Linked DNA regions of Homo sapiens: regions 1 and 3 are each linked to region 2. A link is a contact called in ENCODE Hi-C or POLR2A ChIA-PET data. All regions are on one chromosome and are shown on one strand. Each heading gives the region's core, a stretch centred on a gene start or an enhancer-like site at or near the end of the contact. The rest is flanking DNA. Distances are from core to core; before and after follow the strand shown.

What was found. Hi-C counts contacts between places; a loop is a spot of excess contacts on that map. ChIA-PET counts read pairs that join two places held with the same protein, here RNA polymerase II (POLR2A). Pooled maps may share reads with other maps.
Region 1: a loop to region 2 is called in a map of chondrocyte, with 2.8 times the contacts of the local background. The contact joins the promoter of CTTN here to the enhancer-like site in region 2. A Hi-C loop is called at or near these places in 1 of 168 maps with a recorded cell type or tissue (chondrocyte) and 3 of 50 pooled maps. POLR2A ChIA-PET finds 5 or more read pairs at or near these places in 2 of 52 experiments (Caco-2 and HCT116).
Region 3: a map of mammary epithelial cell shows a loop between it and region 2 (5-fold over the local background). The contact joins the promoter of PPFIA1 here to the enhancer-like site in region 2. A Hi-C loop is called at or near these places in 2 of 168 maps with a recorded cell type or tissue (ascending aorta and mammary epithelial cell), 1 of 37 single-sample maps with no recorded cell type and 11 of 50 pooled maps.

What each region holds. Positions count from the first base shown.
Region 1 is chr11:70,395,594-70,400,369 of GRCh38, forward strand. CTTN (cortactin) reads left to right here and starts at 2,936. Exons shown (of 18, transcript NM_005231.4): 1 at 2,936-3,021. It overlaps CTTN-DT (CTTN divergent transcript), which reads right to left and starts at 2,869. Exons shown (of 3, transcript NR_186321.1): 1 at 2,505-2,869. RefSeq lists silencers at 1,266-1,454, 2,552-2,601, 2,702-3,211, 3,793-3,862 and an enhancer at 2,232-2,301.
Region 2 is chr11:69,912,885-69,917,470 of GRCh38, forward strand. No RefSeq gene overlaps it. Among named protein-coding and RNA genes, the nearest start is that of FGF3, 96 kb to the left of the region's middle. Within about 2 kb of position 2,412, at least 23 of the 41 ENCODE cell types and tissues checked have a DNase peak (open chromatin) inside an H3K27ac peak, as active enhancers do; they include ascending aorta and mammary epithelial cell, where a contact is called at or near this core.
Region 3 is chr11:70,267,157-70,271,939 of GRCh38, forward strand. PPFIA1 (PPFI scaffold protein A1) reads left to right here and starts at 3,534. Exons shown (of 28, transcript NM_003626.5): 1 at 3,534-3,758. RefSeq lists silencers at 3,119-3,668, 3,709-4,138.

The sequences.
Region 1 (4,776 bases), core at 1,686-4,185, 480 kb after region 2:
TTAGCCCAGCTAATTTTTGTACTTTAATTTTAGAGACGGGGTTTCACCATGTTGGCCAGGCTGGTCTTGAACTCCTGACCTCAGGTGATCCACCTGCCTTGGCCTCCCAAAGTGCTGGGATTACAGGCATGAGCCACCGCGCCTGGCTGCTATATTTTCTTTACATGTTTTCTTGAATAAAATACATTTTCTTCAACCTAAAAGTTCATTTTTCCAATTTTAATAGAAATAAGAACATTTCCGTGGGCGCCCAAAGATATGTCCACAGCCTAATCCTCAGCACCTATGACTATGACCTCTTATGGCAAAAGGTGTGACACAGTGAGGGACTTGAGAGGAGGGGTTTGTGCTGGATCAATACAGTCACAGGGCTCCCTCTGAGATGGACACCACCGGCTATGCCTGCTTTTTTGACTAGATGATTTCATACCTCTGTAGAGGCAGAAATTAACCTTTAAAAAACAGGCAGCAATGTGGCCTGGCAATGTGGTGGCTCACACATGTAATCCCAGTGCAGGAGGGTCACTTGAGCACAGGAGTTCGAGACCAGCATTAGCAACACAGCAGGACCCAGTATCTACAAAAATATTAAAAAATTAGAGGCCGGGCATGGTGGCTCACGCCTGTAATCCCAGCACTTTGGGAGGCCGAGGCGGGAGGATCACCTGAGGTCGGGAGTTCGAGACCAGCCTGACCAACATGGAGAAACCCTGTCTCTACTGAAAATACAAAATTAGCCAGGCAAAGTGACGCACGCCTGTAATCCCAGCTACTCGGGAGGCTGAGGCAGGAGAATTGCTTGAACCCGAGAGGCAGAGGTTGCAGTGAGCTGAGATGGCGCCATTGCACTCCAGCCTGGGCAACAAGAGGGGAACTCCATCTCAAAAAAAAAAAAATTAGCTGAGTGTGGTGGCACGTGCCTGTAGTTCCAGCTACAGCTACTTGGGAGGCTGAGGTGGGAGGATCACTTGAGCCCAGGAGATCGAGGCTGCAGTGAGCCTTGATTGCACCACTGCACTCCAGCCCCTGTCTCTAAAGATTAAACAAACAAACAAAAAAAAACAGTCAGCAATGTAAAAAAAAAAATTTTTTTTTTCAGAGATGGGGTCTATATTGCCCAGGCTGGTCTTGAACTCCTGGGCTCAAGCAATCCTCTGGCCTTGCCGCTCAAAGTGCTGGTATTACAAGCCTGGCCAACAATCCTTGTGCACAGAAAATGCAAATTAGCTGTGTCCAGTTAAATGCAATTGACCTTTGCACTAGAGATAGAGCAGTTTTTGCAAATTCATTTCAGCATTCGTCTTCCGTTTTTTTTTTTTTTGACACAGGGTTTCTGTTGCCCGTGCCGGAGCGGTCCTTTTGCCTCAGCCTCCAGAATAGCTGGGACCACAGGTAAACGTCACCATGCCTGGCTAATTTTTTTCTTAAAAAAAATTTTTTTTTTTTGGTAGAGACAGGGTCTTGCCATGCTGCCCAGGCTGGTCTCAAATTCCTGACCTCCAGCAATCCTCCTGCCTTGGCCTCCCAAAGTGTTGGGATTACAGGCGCGAGGCACTGCATCTGGCCAAATTCTTTAAACAATTTGTAACAACTTATGATGTATTCATTATCGAGTTAAATAAAATATTTGACGTGTTCATTTTATATGTGTATGAAGGTCATGATTTTACCTTTAAAAAAATGGTCAACACCTGACATTTCCTTCCGCCACCCGCACTTCCAATTCATCCTCACATCTGACAGTTTAGCTTTCTAAATGCCTCTTGCATCTATCCACTTCTCCCCATCTTACCTGCCACCAGCGGTCTGCCCGAATTGGCTACATTAGGCTCTACCTGGCCCTTCTCCCATCCATCTTCCACACAGCAGCCAGAGTGATCTCATTACAATTCAAACTTCATTATGTCTTATTTATTTATTTAGCGATGGCGGGCGGGGGCGAGGGTCTCACTATGCTGACCAGGCTGGTCTCGAACTCCTGGCCTTAGGCGATCCTCCCATGTCAGCCTCCCAAAGTGTTATGATTACAGGCGTGGGCCACTGCGCCTGGCCCAAACTTCATGATGTCTCTTATCAGCTTAACTTCCTCCGAGGACTTCCCGTGTCTCCCAGAATAAAGACCGAGGTCTTCGCTGTGCTCTATCGGCCTCTGCATGACCTGGCCCCTCTCACACCACAGCTCCGCTGCACCACTAGCCCTCTACCATGCTGAGCTGAGCCTCCTCCAGTTCCCCTGCTGCAAGACCGTTCCTGCCTTGGGACCTCTGTTGGCCCTGCTGTTGGAACCTGCTGTTGGCCTGCCTGGAAAATTCTTCCCTCCTTACCTTGTTTACTCTTATAGGGCCTTCACATCTTGGCTAACATGTGAATCGCCCAAAGAAACCTCTGGTCTCCCAGGGGTTCAGGTCCTACCGTCTCCCCAATACGATGTTATGAAACTCTCACTTCTTGGCATTTATCTCATTTCCCAGGTGAGTACCCATGTGGTTTAACGCTTGACTCACCTTCTAGGCTGCTATGTCCCTGTGGCCGGGGCTCGCGTCCCTGGCACGCATGTGGCCCTTTCTTGGAGGGGAGGTGCATGGTGAGCGGACGAGGACGGCTGAGGGCGCGCGCGGAGGGAGGATGGAGAGATGAAGAGGCTCCCCGCTCCCGGACTCAGGGCACGTGCGTCTCCTCGGCTGGCTTCCTTCCCCCGGCCCCGGGCAGCGCCGCGGATCCTGAGACCCCGCCGCGGGCTGTGTGCTGCTCAGCGCCCATCCTCTGCGCGCGCAACGCTACTTCCGGGCGAGCTCTGCAGACTCGCCACAGGCCGGGCTAGCGCTTAGCCAGCTGCGGGCGGACCCCCGGGACTCTTGCGGGCCAAGACGCGGGAGGAGGCGGGGCAGGGGGCGGGGTCGCGCGGGGACCCGGATGCGGCCCCGCCCCCGCCCTCGGAACCGGAAGTAGAGCCTGGTGCCTGGGAGCGGCTGGCGCGGCGGAATCCAGGGCCGACCCGGGCCGGACCGACCCCAGGCGGCGGTGAGCGAGCGCGGCGTCCGCCCGGGGTGCAGGCCGGGCTCTGCTTCTTCCCTCCTGTGGCGTCGCCTGGCCGCGAAAGGGGAAGGAAGCGGCGGCCGCAGCGGTCTCACCGCTCTTCCGCTTGCGGTTTCGGGGGCCGGGGCAGAGTGGCGAGGCTTTCCCGGCCTGGGGCGGGGCAGGGCGAGGGCCGGGGGTCCGCGAGGGCCACGAGGACGGGTCTGGGCCCAAGGAGGCCGGGCAGGGGGCAAGGGGGCACGGAGGGCTTGGGGCTGGGGTCCGCGGAGGAAGGTTAGAAAGGGGCCAAATTGGGGTATCAGCTCTGAGGGGAGGGTCCCTGGGCGCCGGGGGGCTCCAGGGCAGGAGAGGGGCCAGGCTGGGAGGGGTCTTGGGTCCGAGGGAATAGGAGAGGGGGATGGGCTCCGAGGGGGAGGGTATTAGGGCCCGAGGGAGAGGGGCTGGGCCTGTGGGGTTCGGGGGTCTGAGCGGAGGGGGCCGGGGTTCGAGGGGCCAAGGAAGGTGGGTGTGGGGGGTCTCAAGGAAAGGGCGAGGGGTCTGAGAGGGAGGTGTCTGGGTGCAGAGGGAAAGGGATGAGGTCCGAGGGGAGGAGATTGGGGTCTGACGGGAAGGGGTCCAGGCGCAGAGCTACTGGGATGGGGTCCGAGGGAAGGGAATTGGGGTTCGAGGGGAAGGGGTCGGGGCTCGGAGGAAAGGTATAGGGTCCGAGGGGAGGGGATTGGGGCTCCAGGGGAAGGGATCCAGGCGCAGGGAAAAGGGATGGGGTCCGCGGGGTCAAGGCGGTTGGGGTGCGCGACTTTGAGGGGCTCGCTGTGGGACGTGGCGGAGCAGCTGGGGATCCGCCCGGCCTGCACCTGAGCGGAGGTTTTGCAATCAGGTCAGTGGAGGCAGCGAGGCGCGGCTGCAGCTAGTCGTGAGGCTCTAAATTTGGAACCGTCCCTCCTTCGGGGTGTGTTTAAAATCACCAGAACGGTGCTTTGGGGCTTTCTGTTACGTTTCCATCACCTGGATAGTCTAAGGGATGCCTGATCCCTGAAGCTGGAAGGCCTTGGGTGAGAAGGGACAGGGCTTCCTCCCGCTGGAATCTGTGGACGTTTGGGGCCCCTTGGGGAGGAATTCATTTTCTGCTGAAGGAAGCTCCGGAGGCATCCGGTGAGCGCTCCCTGGAATCCCATGCGCTCCCTTTGGGCTCAGTGTTGACTTGGCTGCGCAGGCTCTGTCGGGGGGACTTCACCCACTAGGTCCTTCAGGCATGATCCAGCCCTCAAGCCCGGCCGGGCCCAAGGCCGTGGCGCAGGAGGGGCTGGCCGCCTGCCCCTGTCTCCATTCACGTGTTTGACCGTGTGGGTGAGTCACTGGCTCCAGAGCACTGAGTCAGTCCTGTTTCTCCTCTGGTTAGAGAAGTATTCGCCAGATACTCAAGGAACAAGGAAGAGTCTTTTAAGTGGGACTCAATAAAAAGTTGGGGAGGCAGGGTTGTTTTGATATTAGGTCCCCTAGAACTAGAAGCTAACCTTCTGCTATATCTTACTGAAAAGAAATTTCTTTTGACCTGGGGCAGGGGTGCGGTGGCTCACACCTGTAATCCCTGCACTTTGGGAGGTCAAGGTGAGAGGATCGTTTGAGGCCAGGAGTTCCAGACTAGCCTGGGCAACACAGGGAGACCTTGTGTCTACAAAAAAAGAAATTCGCTGGGCATGTTGGCTTGCACCTGTTGTCCTAGCTACTTGGGGCGCTGAG
Region 2 (4,586 bases), core at 1,162-3,661:
GACTCGGATGGCACCAAGGCACACGGGGGAGCCGGTGTGGACTCTAGAGCAGGGCAGTGCTGTGCCGAGGAGGGTGCTGTGCTGGAGAGCAGCTCCCTGCCTCCCATGATGGAAACCGAGGCCGGGGCAATCCCAGAGGAGGCTGCTGCAGCATTAGGGGACCCGCTGTGGCTCTCACCAACCCGGTGGCCCCCGGGAGGACTCTGGCCTCCGGGCAGGGCTTGTGAGGAGAAGACGGGGTGCACACTGCCATCTGCTGCCCATGCAATGGGGCGCACACTCCCAGGCACCACGTGGTAGGACCTGATTCAGATGCAGCTCCTGGGTTCACAAACTTTGAATTTGGGCTCTGGGAGGAGGTGACTGCTCCCTTCCCTTAGTGATAACAACTTCCAGGGCCCTGCTGGGTGGCCCCTTCGGCTGGTGGGCTCAAGGGACTGCAGGGAGCGGGTGGGCCACCGGCCATCTTGCTGCCAGCTGGGCCCTGCTCCTGCCCTCACAGAAGCCCCAAGTCACACCTTTCGGGGTGAGATCCCAGATCCTGCATCTCGGGGCTAGAAAGGGACCCCTCTAAGAAACCCAGCAGGTCCCTGGGACTCCACCCCAACCTCTTGCTTCCTGCCAGGAGGTAAACCTCAGGCTTTCCTATCCCCAATGTCTGGATAAAGAAACAATCTCAGCTATCTTGTTAGTTGTCTATTTACATCTCTGTTATGTCCCAGAGGTTCTGCACCTGGGGGGCACTTGCCAGGAGCCAGGCTGGAACCCAGATCCCGGGCCCTGTTGCAGTGCCTGAATTGTGGGCCAACTGCTGCCCGAGACTCCCACTTGGGACTCGAGGACCCCCAAGAGCCCCATCTCTGGGGCAGGGACTCCCCAGGGGCCGTGGGATAGCCAGTAGCATCATCGGTTCACTGGGCAGATGGTGACGGCCCACCGCCCCTGAGTGCCCAGGTACTGGGCTAGGCAGAGAAGGCAGGAGCCTCCCTGAGTCCCTCCTCCTTACGGCCCCACAGTCCTGCCCCACCCCACCCCTGCCAAATGGGACTCTTTGGGGCTGACCCCCAGGGACCCTAGTTTTTATGATCTCCCACCTAAGTGGGAACATGGGCCAACATGATGGGGCAGGTGTGGCTGGGACCCAGGCCTGGGCTCCCCCAGGCTCCTCCTTGGATCTGAAGCCAGATCCACCGATGGGAAATAAGCCCTTTGGAGCATGACGTTGCCAGGGAGGGGGTTGTGGGGACAGGAGATGATAAGGCACCCACACTCCGGGGGTCCACCCTGTAGAAACTCTGAGACCCACCTCTCTGTGACCATCAGGCTCTCCCTGGCCAGAAGCAGGGAGCAGCGTCCAGGCTGGGCCCAGCCCTGCAGCCCCAAGGCTCTCACTGGGAACACAGGGTCTCAGGCTAAAATAGGTGGAGCCCCTCAGCCGAGCTCAGGAGCCCTTGGGCAGCACTGGGAGCTGCTGGAGCCAGCGCCTTGTCTTCCCTCTACCTGTCTAGGCCCCAGAAGGCTGCAGCCAGGGAGGGGGCTGGGCATCTTAAGGAGGGCCGGCTCTCTCTAGCAGAGTCCTGGGAGAAGAGGCCAGGGCCTTCACCGACAGCGCAGCACCTCCAGTTTCCGCGGCACCTCCACGGCCCTCTCGCCTAAGCCTCTCCACCCCTGTGTGGGGGGCTTGCTGTGGTTCTGCTTTACAGGGGGAGAAACTGAGGGCCCAGAAGGTCAGGCTGCGGCTGAAGGTGCAAGGACTCAAAGGCTGACTCCGGGGTGGGGACGGGTTTGGAATTTCCTGTTCCTCCTCACCTTTGAGAGGTGTCCTGGCTGGGCTGTGCCAGGCTGGGAAGTGTCTCCGGAGGCTCCACACCCACCCACACCTGGTATTTTTGTTCCCAGGTGGGTCTGATGCCAGGAGGATGTGGTTAAGCTCGAGGCCCTGCTGTCTCCTTCCATGCCCGGGGTCAATGGATCCTTATCTGGCAAGATCTTATCTGTGTGTCCTTGACAGACTCTGGAGCAGGCTCCTGGAGGTACCAGGAGGCCCAGGTGGGTAATCACGGGTGCCAAGAAGTGGCCTGTGGGGGGGGGGCCCTCCATCTTGGGACCCAACCCGGGACCCCCCTGCCCCCGAGACTGCTTCTCAACCATGACTTCCCCTTGCCCTGCTCCTTGCTGCCTGCTGGGAGGCACAGGCAGTGTACTAGGAAGCCCAAAAGAGAAGCCCAAAGCAGAACAGGGCATCCTCCAGGGCCCAAGGGGAGAGGCTTTGGACCTCACTTACACAAACTGGGTGGGAGCTTCCTAGCAGCCAAAGCAAAGAGGAAAGAAGTTGAAGGAAGGTGGAGGTGGTGTAAGAGGTTGGTCTGAGGCATGGACCCCAGGATGCTCCCCAGAAGTTGTCTGAGTCATCCTTTGGACATAGCAGGACTCAGTACATTCATTGAACAAACAAGGCACTAGACACTCATTGCTATATTTTTAAGGCCCCTCGTTGAAGTGAATCACAGCCTCGTTCCCAGTCTCCTGGGCTTTCACCCTGCCCCACGGACGGGATGCTGGCTCTTCCCTGTCGCCCCGCATTGTGACTGGCTGTGTTCCACATGGTGCAAACTTATTCCCAATTGACCCGTGGGGTCTGCTGGAGCCCTAGGGCTGACCACAGGGGCTGCAGGGCATGGTTGCCCTGGGAGCCCTGCAGCTCAGGTCCACTTAGCACTTTCTGGAAAAGCAACCGCCTCTAGGGGGCAGCACAGTGTCACCGGGAAAAGCCGGACGTGGCTTCGGGGACCTGGGCTTGGATCCAGGATCCAGCCCCTGCCGCTTCAGCAGTGGAGTGATGGGGGCCAAGTCACTTCCGCCCCAAGCCTCAGTGTCTCCCTGCACCCCTCCACCCCCTATAGAGTGGGACTAAGAGTGTTCTGAGCCAGGCTTCCAGTGAGGTGGGGGTGGGGAGGGCAGGACAGACGGGTCAGTGTCCTCGCTCCTGGCCCCTTTTCACCTCTGATGTTGAAGTTAAACATTCAACAAATTATGAGAAAATAAAGCAACAGTTTAAAAATAGGAGAAAACGTATCCCAAAAGAATGTTCTATGATTTCCGGCTGGGTCACTCTTGGCAGGCTCCAGCAGGGAGGAGCAGGGCAGGGCCGGGGCATGGCTCAGGGAATGGGGGAGCGCTCTCCCTAAGACCCCAGCCCCAGCCTCCGCCTTGTCCTCAGGCAGCCAGGAGCAGGCACAGCTGCCTCGCTTCCCCTGGGAGAACGCTGGCTCCTTCAACTTCCCCCCGAAAGGCATCCAGAGGCCTCCAGCTGGCCCCCTCCCCTCTTTCCCCCAGCTTTGGGGTCTGGGCAGAGTGAGGCTGGAGTCCACCTTCCGGGCATTGGGAGTACAGGAAACAGTCCCAAGGGACCTCTTTCACTGAGAAGGCACAGAATCCCTTCCTAGAACGGGATATGTGTTTGTTTCCAACGGCTGCTGCAATCAATGCCTGCAAACTTACAGGCTGGAAATGGCACAAGTGGATTCTCCTGACAGTTCTGGAAGTCAGAAATGCCGCTCATCAGCCGGGCATGGTGGCTCACACCTGTAATCCTTGCACTTTGGGAGGCCGAGGCAGGCAGGTCACTTGAGGTCAGGAGCTCAAGACCAGCCTGGCAAACATGGCAAAACCTCATCTCAGCCAGGTGCAGTGGCTCACGCCTGTAATCCCACCACTTTGGGAGGCCAAGGCAGGTGGATCACGAGGTCAAGAGTTCAAGACCAGCCTGGCCAACATGGTGAAACCCGTCTCTACTAAAAATACAAAAAATTGGCTGGGCATGGTGGCTGGCACCTGTAATCCCAGCTGCTCAGGAGGCTGAGGCAGGAGAATCACTTGAACCTGGTAGGCAGAGATTGCAGTGAGCTGAGATTACACCACAGCACCCCAGCCCTGGTGACAGAGCAAGACTCTGTCTCAAAAAAAGAAAAAGAAAAAAAAGAAGAAAAAAGGAATGCCACTAGTCTAGAATCAAGGTGTCTGCAGGGCTACATTTCTCCTGGAGAGTCTAGGAGAACCCAAGCCTTGTCTTTTCCAGCTTCCAGAGGCAGCTTGTGCTCCTTGGCTTGTGGCCCCTTCCTCCATCTTCAAAGTCAGCAGCACTGCCCCTCCTGGGAAGATTTTCCTCTCTCTCCCTCTCCCTCTCTCCCTCTCTTCTATCTCTCCCTCTCTCCCCTCCCTCTCTCTCTCTCTCTCCTTCTCTCCTCTCCCTCTCTCTCCTGAGCCATGCCCTGGCCCTGCCCTGCTCCGCCCTGCCTCTCTCCCTCTCTCTTCACTCTCTCCCTCTCTCTTTTTCTCTCTCCCTCTCTTCTCTCTCTCTCCTCTCCCTCTCTCCTCTCTCTCTCCTCTCCCTCTCTCCCTCCCTCTCCTCTTTCTCCTCTCCCTCTCTCTCTCCCTCTCTTCTCTCTCTCTCCCTCTCCCCTCCCTCTCTCTCTCTCCCTCTCTTCTCTTCTCCCCCGCTTCTCTCTCTCTCCCCCTCTCCCCTCCTCTCTTTCTCTCTCTTCTCTTCTCTCTCCCACTCTCTTCTCCCTCCTCTCTCTCCCTTT
Region 3 (4,783 bases), core at 2,284-4,783, 360 kb after region 2:
CTGGGGGAATGAAATAATAAATGAATTAAAATGAATGAGGGCCATGAGTGGTGGCTCATGCCTGTAATTCCAGCACTTTGGGAGGGTGAGGTGGGAGGATTGCTTGGGCTCAGGAGTTTGAGACCATCCTGGGCAACATGGTGAAACCTCTTTTCTACCAAAAATACAAAAAAGTTAGCCAGGCATGGTGGTCTGCGCTGGTAGTCCCAGCTACTTGTTGGGGAGCTGAGGTGAGATGACTGATGGGCCTGGGAGGTAGAGGCTGCAGTAAACTGTGTTCGAACCACTATATCCCAGCCTAGGTGACTACATGAGACCCTGTCTCAAAAAAAAAAAAAAAAAGAGAGAGAAAAAGAACAAAGGAAGGGTAAGGGGAGGGGAGGGAGGGAGAGAGAGAGAGGAAGGAAGGAAGGAAGGAAGGAAGGAAGGGAGGAAGGAAGGAAGGAAGGAAGGAAGGAAGCAAGGAAGGAAGGAAAAAGAAAGAAAAGAAAGAAATAAAATGAAATTCAGAATTCTCATTTTCCTGGAGCTATACCAACTGGGTGTCTCCCTTCTCCGCTGGAAAAATCCCACATCATTCAAGACCCAGCTCAGATATTGCCTCCTCTATGAAGCCCCCATGATGCCAGCTGGAGAGCGGGTTCCTCCCTTCCCTGTGATTCCACAGCACCAAGTCACACACTGTTTACGGGACAGACATTGCAATAGTCTGTTTTTCTTCTCTTTCTCCAGACTGTGAACTCATACTAGAAGTGATGTCTTAGCTCTGCGTTCCCAAGACCTAAGCCATGCTTGGCTCATACATGCTGCACAAATATTCATGAAATGAATGAACATTCTACCCTGCCGAACTAAATTTTGATCTTGAGCCGATTTTTCTTTTTTTTTTTTTTTTTGAGATGGAGTCTCGCTTTGTTGCCCAGGCTGGAGTGCAGTGGCGCGATCTCGGCTCGCTGCAAGCTCCGTCTCCCGGGTTCACGCCATTCTCCTGCCTCAGCCTCCCGAGTAGCTGGGACTACAGGCGCCTGCCACCACGCCCGGCTAATTTTTTGTATTTTTAGTAGAGACAGGGTTTCACTGTGTTAGCCAGGATGGTCTCGATCTCCTGAACTCGTGATCCGCCTACCTCGGCCTCCCAGAGTGCTGGGATTACAGGCGTGAGCCACTGCGCCCGGCCTTGAGCCGATTTCTTAGAAAACAGACACTTTATGAGCATGGTGCAAACATAAGCTGGCTGCATTAAGCAGGTACCCCTAAGGAGAGCTGGAAATTTGCTGGTTTCAGACAGTGGTTCAGGGGAACTTGGGAGTTGTGCAGAATTGCTGGGGTGTGGAGAGGTACAGGGTACTTGCAGAACACCTCATCTAAGCGATCAACTTTACAATTTTATTATTTTTGAGACAGAGTCTCGCTTTGGCACCCAGGCTGGAATGCAGTGGCACAATCACAGCTCACTGCAGCCTCGACCTCTCAGGCTCAAGCGATCCTCCCACCTCAATCCCCCAAGTACCTGGGACTACAGGTGTGGCCCACCTTGCTGGACTAATTTTTAATTTTTTGTATAGACATGGGTCTCGATATATTGCCCAGGCTCAAGCAATCCTCCCACGTTGGCCCCCCAGCGTGCTGGGATTACAGACGTGAGCCACTGCACCTGGCCAATGTTTTTTTTTTTTTTTTTTTTCTGAGACAGAGCCTCGCTTTGTCTCCCAGCCTGGAGCGCAGTGGCATGATCTCCTCATTGCAACCTCCACCTCCCAGGTTCAAGCTATTCTTCCACCTCAGCCTCCTGAGTAGCTGGGATTACAGATGCCCGCCACCACACCCGGCTAATTTTTGTATTTTTAGTAGGGATAGGGTTTCACCATGTTGGCCAGGCTGGTTTTGAACTCCTGACCTCAAGTGATCTGCCCACCTGGGTCTCCCAAAGTGCTGGGATTACAGGCTTGAGCCACCGCACCCGGCCTCACCTGGCCATTTTTACACTTTTAAAATAGCAAGAAACTAGGGGCAAAAAGTACATATTCATATCTATGTGTAGTCAGTCAATAAATATTTATTGAATGAACGAATAAATTAATGGAAGGTGTTCCAGATCCTGGTAGGCGAGAGTCAGTCGGAGGGAGTGCTTGTTCTTGGTGCACTCACAATGGAGAATCAAGGAATTCACCTTGGACGGGCTCATTTCTCCCTCTCCTAGGCCCCGTGCAGCCTCTTCTCAGACTTACTAGTTCTGAGGGGCTCCTGGCTGCCTCACACCAACAGCAGTGGCCAGTGGACACTGGCGATGGTGTCCTGACATTTTGGTTTGTGAAGAGTTTGTGCTCCGAGTCAAATCCTGGGAGGAGTGGGGAGGGCATCCGCTTTAATTAATTAGAGGTGTCTCTATTCATCTCCGTATCTGCAACATCTAGCACAAGACTTGGCCCATAGTAGATGTTTAAAAATTCTTGCTGAGGCCGGGCGCAGTGGCTCACGCCTGTAATCCCAACACTTTGGGAGGCTGAGGCGGGCAGACCACCTGAGGTCAGGAGTTCGAGACCAGCTCGACCAACATGTAGAAATCCCGTCTCTACTAAAAATACAAAATTATCTGGACTTGGTGGCGTGCGCCTGTAATCCCAGCTACACGGGAGGTTGAGGCAGGAGAATCACTTGAACCCGGGAGGCAGAGGTTGCAGTGAGCCGAGATGGCGCCATTGCACTCCAGCCTGGGTGACAAGAGTGAAACAACGTCTGGAAAAAAAAAAAAACTTGCGGAAAAGATGAAATGACCAAGACTCGCGCAGTGCTGCCCGTCAGGCTCTCAACTAGTCGCTCTTCACATCTGATTCATGTCTTAAAGCAGCCTCGCAGGTAGGTCTGCATCATTTTCCCATCCTACATCGGAGGCGCTGAAGCCCAGGCGGGTTTCCCGAGTCGCCCGGGCCCACGCTGCAGAGTGAAAGCCACAGCGGCAAAGCCTGCACTCTGGACGCTGCGCCGGGACGTCCCCAGGTGCGGCAGGCAGCGCTCCGTAAGTGGGTCCTGGCGGGAACTCCGTCCTTCTGAACCCAGATCAGGCCCAGGGAGACCGTAGGGGCGCCGCGGCGGGCGGGGTCTGGGTCCTCGGTGGTGACTGAAGCCTCGGTTCGCTCTTCTGCAAGGTGCGAATCCAGAGCCTCCAGCTCGGGAGGGACCTGACGTGCCGGACGCGTCCAGCTCAGAACTCGAGGCGCGGTAGACACTCAGCAAAGGCCTCCGGCGTCCCTGCAGCCGTGGGGGGAAACTGGGGACGCCCGGAGGAAGACGCTGACCCGGCGAGCACCTGAGCGCCCACCTGTGGCTCATCCCGGAGACCGCCCCCTCCCCCGCGACCCGGGCGGGGCCTGGGGGGCGTGGCTCCCGTCTCGCTCAGCCAATCAGTGCCCCGGGGCCGCCTCCCGCCCCCTCCTGAGGAGACAGCGCTTGCGTACTCGGGCCAAGGTGCTCCTCGGGCCCCGCCCCCGGGGCGGTGCTGACGCTCGCGCCGACGCGCTCGACGTCGGGCACGTAGACGCCGGCGCCGCGCAGCCGGGCCCGCTCCTCCTCCGCTCCGCCAGTGTCCGGCCGCGGGCCGGCCTTAGTGACTGGGGCGGCGGGCCCCGGGGCCGCGGCGTGGGGCGGGCAGGCGGACGCCGGCCGCGGGCTGCTTTCGTCGGCTCCCAAGCTCTCCCGGAGCGAGCAGCCGCCCGCGAGCCGCCGCGGAGCCTCCTCGCCCGCTCCCGCCGGCGAGCAAGGTAAGGGAGCGGGACACTGAGGCAGGCTCGGGGCCCAGGCGTCACCGGCGCGTCCCGGTCTCCGCGGCGGCCACGCAGCCGATTAGATGTCTCCGCGGGGAAGGGTGCGCTCCGGGACGGGTGGGGGCGAGGCCGCGGCGCCGGGTCGCGCTGGGAGAGCTCCGGCGGGACACCCGCGCCCCAAGGGACGGCTCCGGGGACTGCGCGCTGCCCCTCCCCGAGCCCCGCGCCCCGTGACCCGGGCGCTGGGGCGAGGGGCGGGGACCTGTGGCCGCTGAAAGCCCTGGCCCGAGCGGGCTCCGTTGTCAACGGTCCTCACCCCCCGGGGTTCGGGGCTTCCGCCGCACCTGATACAGGAGGGGAGGAGTGCGGCTCGAGCAGGCTGGAGGTCACCATCCCCATCAGGTGCGCCGTCTGGGGCATCCCCCTCTCAGGGGTCCACCGCGCCCCCAGTACTGCCCGAAAGGCTCAGAAGCGACTTCCCCTTTCCCTGGCGCTGTCTTTATATCCCAGACACTTAATAGACTCTCGTAATCTCACCTTTCACTTTTCCCTCTTTCCTAGCCGCCCCCGGCTGTATCGACCTGCTATATTTCCATTGTGGATTTTTTTTTTCGGTTGTAAACTTACGTAAGTTAGGTTGACCAACCGTTGCAGCCATTGGAAAACACTTCTACCAGCGTTTAACGAATCCGGTTCCTTTTAGTGCTCACCAAATCCAGCCCAAGAATTCAGGGAGCCGTCAGTTCTTCCCGGGAGCTGACTGCACACATTCCTGCAAGATGCCTGATGGATTTTGTACTTGTCAGTTTTGCTGGTTGTATGCTCCTTCTGTGCTTTTCCTGAAAAATGATTGGGTGACATGTGTTTTGACTTTCTCCCCCCCTACCCCCCCACCCTCCCCACCCCACTGGGAAGTAAAAAAAATAGGTAACAGAAGCACACTTGTTTTCAGCAAAAACAAGTACAGCTTTGCAAACAGACTACCCCAGGGCTTGCCCTTTTTTGTGAGGGTAGTCCTTTGG